2 separate regions of the Mus musculus genome follow, and region 2 is linked to region 1. Evidence: chromatin loops called from intact Hi-C (ENCODE). Cell type or tissue: gastrocnemius. All regions are shown on one strand. Each heading gives the region's core, and the rest is flanking DNA. Links, peaks and the distances in the headings are about the cores only.

Region 1 (2,863 bases), core at 364-2,863:
ATTTAATATATTTAAAAATGTTTTTGTCTTGCTCTTTCTAAATTTCTTCCTATGCTGCCTCTCACAAGTTTATTATTTCTTGTTACAGTTTTCCCTGACAGAGCTATGAAAATGTCTTCTGCCTTTCTACCTTTATATCAGCCACATTCTGAATTGTGTTGCAGAAAGGGACATTTGAATTATTTCATATGAAACACTACTGTATTTTCTTTCCTCTTAAAAATGTTAGTTTTTCTTATCTGCTGTCCATAATTATGCATGTTTAATGTTCAGTGAGAACTAGAGCTTCAGTTATGTAATTAGTAAGTTGAAATATTAAAAATAATGAATTTTGCTTAAAATGACACATTATTCTTTTTTTTTAATTAGGTATTTTCCTTGTTTACATTTTCAATGCTATCCCAAAGGTCCCCCATACCCACCCCCCATATATCACATTATTCTTAGCAAAATAAAAATTACCACCTTGAAAGAACCATTTTACTCAAATTTCTTATGTTTTCCATATATTTCCTATTTGGGAAAAATAGTCTGAAATTAACTTCTCTAATTTACCTATATTACCTTGGAAGTTTTACTGGGTTTTTTTTGGGGGGGCGGGTTCGAGACAGGGTTTCTCTGTGTATCCCTGGCTGTCCTGGAACTCACTCTGTAGACCAGGCTGGCCTCGAACTCAGAAATCCACCTGCCTCTGCCTCCCGAGTGCTGGGATTAAAGGCGTGCGCCACCACCGCCCGGCCTAAAAAGGTTTCTTTCTGAAAAAGAGAGACAGATAAAAGAGTTTATACCTCTTGATGCCTTGATGTCTATTTTGAAGATGGGGAAGTACTGGAAAGTACTATTGTCTGCAGTGTATTACCAGTTTTCACAAATGTCTAAGAAGTTACAGTTAAGATGGGGCGGAAAGAAAAGTCTGGCTCAGGTAGCTCAGCTCTAGGCCTTGGGGTACCTGGACCAGGAAACCTTATCTAGAAAACAGCTTTGAAAAGGAAAACCCTTGTCCTGGAGTAGAGCAACTAAGAACCGCCCACCACGGCAGGCCGCCCCGCCTCTTGCCATCCAGTCCCGCCCCCGCCGCCGCGCCAACGGTGACCATAGCAACGCGGTGGACGTCCGCCAACGGCCAGGCTAGGTCTGGGAGGAGCCTAGAGCGCATGTCACATGACTCTGTGGGCGGAGCTTGTGCGGGGACGGCCAGAGCGTGTCCCCAGCCTCCGCCGCCTAGGCCAGAGTCGTGAGGAACGGAGCGGAGGCAGCTGCGAGGCCGCGGGTGCCCGCCGGGTGTGCTGAGCCGCCGCCATGGGCAGTGAGTGTGGTGGCTGGAGCGCGAACCTCGAAGGCCGCGGGTCCTTTCGGGCTGTGGGCAGTGGAGTCGCTTACTCCTTGGGGTGGTCTTGGGTGCGGGGGATGCGCAGGCCTCGTTGGGGTCGCCACGGGCAGAGCGAGCTGGGGACCCGCCAAGGCGCCTCGGGTCAGCGAGGCCTTGCCCGGCGGGTCACGGGAACTCAGAAGTCCCGGTTTGCTCCCCTTAGGAGGCGAGGAGCGAGGATGGCGCGGGGAGGCCATTGGCTGGGGGCGGGGGGTAGTTAGCACACTCCACGGCTTGGACCACTTGGGCTTTTTCTGAATCTCAGGAAACTCATTAATTTTTAAATTATTATTCTTGAATCACGCTTCCTTGGTGTGTTGCGACGAATAAGTCTCCCTTTTTTTAAAAAAATATTTTTTATTAGGTATTTTCCTCATTTACATTTCCAATGCTATCCCAAAAAGTCCCCCATAACCTCCCCCACCAAGTCTCCCTTTTTTAAAAATGTGATTCGTAGCATGCGTTTTAGGGGAGGAAAGGCGTGTGATCAGTAGCTCAGCATTTTCCTAGATTAATTCTTCCCAGTCATTCTGTAGTGTTCATTGAAAACTGTAAGTTGGTGCGCAAGGTATGGACGAGGCCTCGCATTATAAGATCCTTCCAGGGCCCTGCCCAATCACTCACCCTCATGTATTTTCACACAGATACTTTACCTAGCAGTTCACATGTTTGTGTATAAAGGGATAACGTTGCGATGCACTCCATTGGCTAACAGTAGACATTTGGGGAAAATTGGAAAGGAAATAAGAGACCCTTGGCCTTGAATTGTGAATAAAAATGGAATTGTGCAACACGGGGAGAGGCAGTACATGGCGGCACGCAACAGCGTTTTTTGATCCTGAACGCCAGTACAGTAATTCATAAACTAGCAATAAATCTCGGAGAGTAGCCTGGGCTGAGATGGGGAAGGGAGGCGATTCTAGACAGTTTCCCAGTGTTGTGACCCATAGTTGTTGTTTTTTTAATTGCAGGTAAATGTTTTCAGAATTTAGATTTACTTTTTTTTTTTTTTTTTTTTTTTTAAAGATTTATTTATTTATTATATGTAAGTACACTGTAGCTGTCTTCAGACACTCCAGAAGAGGGAGTCAGATCTCGTTACGGATGGTTGTGAGCCACCATGTGGTTGCTGGGATTTGAACTCCTGACCTTCGGAAGAGCAGTCGGGTGCTCTTACCCGCTGAGCCATCTCACCAGCCCTAGATTTACTTTCTAAATAGTCCAAATGTACTTCTATAACAAACATGACAATTATAAATTATCACCAAAATCAGTTACTTCTACCTTTTTGGAGTCCTGCCGGAGTAGGAGGCAGTGTCTATCCCTAAACCTTGGTTTGTCTTTCATTTACTGCAGAAGTAGCCTGGGAAAGGAGTACTTTTTAATGAAATGTAGTTGACATTCTCTGAGCAATTCTTGTGTGTAAGCAAGTACCTTGATATGGCTACTTAGAGAATTACAACCTTGAAATGCAGCTAACTGAAATGGAGCGGG
Region 2 (2,910 bases), core at 317-2,816, 50 kb after region 1:
ATAAAATCATTTCGTTGCAACTTTGCAACTGTAATTTGGTGTCATGAATTGTCATGTGAATATCTGGTCTATAGAGCATCTGATATAGGACCTGTGAGAGGGTCGTGACCCACACATTGAGAACCAAAGAGTTCCAGGCCAGACAGGAGTATGTAGAGAGAGACTATGTATCAAAACAACAAACAAGCAACAAAACCCAGGATTGATTAATTCTGGATACCACCATTCTTAAATAAGAAGCTCTGCTATCCACAACACATCATTATACACTGCAACATTATAAACCATTGATCTTGATTTTGGAAGGTATTCTTTAAGCAATGCTTCCAACCACTTTACCTGTAACATTTCAAACAATGTATACCTCTCCTGTGTGTGTGTGCACGCGCGAGCACGAATTCTAATTCAAAATACAGAGGATTCTGTTCATCAGTTCTAACAAATACCTTTCTAAAGAGGTCAACAGTGGCTGGGGTTTTTCCTCTCTCTCTAATTTAAACTGCTTAGATGCGCTGTGGAAAATGCAATTTATTTTTCTGTGAGGGTGAGTATCAGAAATGTGGTGCTTCTGGACAAATACGTGCTTGGAACATGCCCAAGGCTTCTACATTACAGGAAGCACCAGAGGGTTTGAAAGGCCTGTCTCTTGCAGCTGGTGATTTTTTTCCTTTTTTTTTTTTTTTTTTAAAAAGAAACTGAACTTTGTAGGATGATAGATGGAAAAAGGAGTAGGGAGAAAAATGATATCACAAGTTGTCGTATACAAACTCTTCCAACCTTTTACGATTTCATCATTGCAGAGACATTGATAAAAATATGTGCTTTTTCCACACTGGTAACTTTTTCGGAATTGGACTAAACTTTAAGCTTAAAAGACACAACTTTCCCCTTTTTCTTGATTTCTCAGACGAACATCGCTTCTTTCATCTTCAGGATCGTAAAATACCACCCTCCTCCCCAGAATCGTGCATGCGGGACTTCTTCCCTGTGTCTCTAAAATCTACTTTCCGGAATGAGAAGGGGCCATCCTTCTTGTAGATGCCTCAACTGATGTGTTCCAACATTTACTGTGCTGTTCCCAGGTTCCTCTCGTAGCCCAGGCTGGTCCGCCTGGATCCCGGGTTCTCGTCTCGCGCTCAGGCGCAGACGCGGAGACACGCGCGCGCGGCGGGCTGTACTCTGGGCACCATCGGTTGTGCTCGCGCCCTTTTTTCCCTTCCCCTCTCCAAGGACACTTAGTACCGAGGTTGGCTCGCGCCCACTTACCTACACTAAACTGTGGGATGTGGAAGGGATTGAGGAGGAAAGGAAAAAGGATCAGGCAGAAGCTGCAGTCTCCGTAGAATCAGGCGCCACCGCTAGAGACACCGGCGCCTCTCGTGGTGCAAGGAGGATGTGCACACGTCCTCCTCCAGGCACCCGTAGAAGCTCAGCTAGCTTCAGATGATTACCTTCCGGGTCGAGGTGCATACAGACGAAAGCGGAGATGTAAGCTTCCTAAAAATCTACGCTTTCGTGCCTCTTCTCTGCGGACTCAGATCTCTGTGTGTCTTGCGCGTCTGTGTGGGCACGCTAAGCATACAGTCTACCATGGCTCTAGAGTCTAGCGCCAGCGGACTTTTACGGACCGGAAGAGTCCTTTCTTTAAGACGGCTCGGTCGGCACTTCCGGAAGTGCTGCGCAGGGTTCCGGGAGAGGGCTGGCGGGAGAGGGAAAGGCGGCTATTGACGCGGCAGCTGGAGAATGAAGAAGGAGCATGTTAGTCACTGTCAGTTCTCCGCGTGGTACCCACTTTTCCGAAGCCTTACCATCAAGAGGTAACCTATCCCGGAGTCAAACCGGGGGGTTTGGGTAAATCCCATCCCTTCAGAAAACTAAACAAAATCCGCAGGCCTTCTACTCAGTGGGAGCGACTGTGTCGAGCTGCGGATTTTCTATTGGCTTTGACGGAGCAAGATTAACAAGTAGATCAGTGTTTGCCGTGCGTCCTGTTCGGAATCAAAGAGCGAGTCGAGGGAGGTAGGGAGGCGGTGGGGGTCCTCGGTAGGGTAGATTGAAATAGATACTTTGGGAATTGTCAGAAGCGCAAGGCAATAAACAAAACAAAACTGGAGACTTTGCCTGCTGCTGACCGACAACCCCCTCTGGTGAGAGTTGCGTTCCATCATTGTACAATGAGAACAGTGATACAGACGGTACCTCCAAGTCTGGATGAAGCTCCAGTTTGGTAGTGTGTATAGGTTGCATTGCTACTGACGATCCAGTGTTCTGAGAAGAAGCAACCCATCTGGAGAGAAAGTGGGATCGTTTGGTTTTTGGTTTTGGGTTTTTTTTTTTTTTTTTTTTTTTTTTTTGATTTTTGAGACAGGGTTTCTCTGTGTAGCCCTTGCTGTCCTGGAACTCACTTTGTAGACCAGGCTGGCCTCGAACTCAGAAATCCACCTGCCTCTGCCTCCCAAGTGCTGGGATTAAAGGCGTGAGCCACCACCGCCTGGCTGAGAAGGTGGGATCCTATTCTCTAGTTCTCTGGCCTGGAACAAGGAATCTGTCCAGGTTTGCAGAATGCCCACGGTGAATTGGTGCATCCAAAAACAAAACAAAACAAAACCACAAAAAACAAAATCCTGCCCCCAAGAATTAGATTGTAGAGTCAGAACCCTCTGTCTGGCTTTGAATTCTGGTTCTATCAGCATCTTCAGCAAATTACTTAATCTCTCTAAACCACATTTGAAAACTTAGAAACATAATAGGATTGTCATGAGAATTGCAAAAGAAAAAAAATACTTAAAATGTTGCCACTCTTTTGTAGCACATAGTAAACACATGAAAAATGTTGCCTGTTACCTTTTGGATTTAATAAAGCCTCATTAAAGTGAATTTTTTTTTTTTTAATTTTATTTATTTTATTAT

Evidence for each region. Peaks named below come from ENCODE experiments on the same cell type or tissue, not always from the same donor. Only the 100,000 strongest peaks of a DNase experiment are listed, where the experiment ranks them.
Region 2: a loop joins it to region 1, with 5 times the contacts of the local background. A loop is called at or near these places in 7 of 42 quality-filtered maps.

The regions. Positions count from the first base shown.
Region 1 is chr2:5,893,700-5,896,562 of GRCm38, reverse strand. Sec61a2 (Sec61, alpha subunit 2 (S. cerevisiae)) reads left to right here and starts at 1,131. Exons shown (of 12, transcript NM_021305.4): 1 at 1,131-1,306. The coding sequence starts at 1,300. It overlaps Gm13267 (predicted gene 13267), which reads right to left and starts at 1,099. Exons shown (of 3, transcript NR_166420.1): 1 at 789-1,099. It also overlaps a transcript of Dhtkd1 not described here. In gastrocnemius, for the core only: a CTCF peak has its summit at 1,309; DNase peaks (open chromatin) are centred at 713, 1,125 and 2,006; H3K4me3 peaks cover 1,617 bases; H3K27ac peaks cover 1,376 bases.
Region 2 is chr2:5,843,742-5,846,651 of GRCm38, reverse strand. It overlaps Cdc123 (cell division cycle 123), which reads left to right and starts at 1,475. Exons shown (of 13, transcript NM_133837.5): 1 at 1,475-1,817. The coding sequence starts at 1,744. It overlaps Nudt5 (nudix (nucleoside diphosphate linked moiety X)-type motif 5), which reads right to left and starts at 1,618. Exons shown (of 10, transcript NM_016918.3): 1 at 1,267-1,618. In gastrocnemius, for the core only: a CTCF peak has its summit at 1,374; DNase peaks (open chromatin) are centred at 1,355 and 1,664; H3K4me3 peaks cover 2,206 bases; H3K27ac peaks cover 1,624 bases.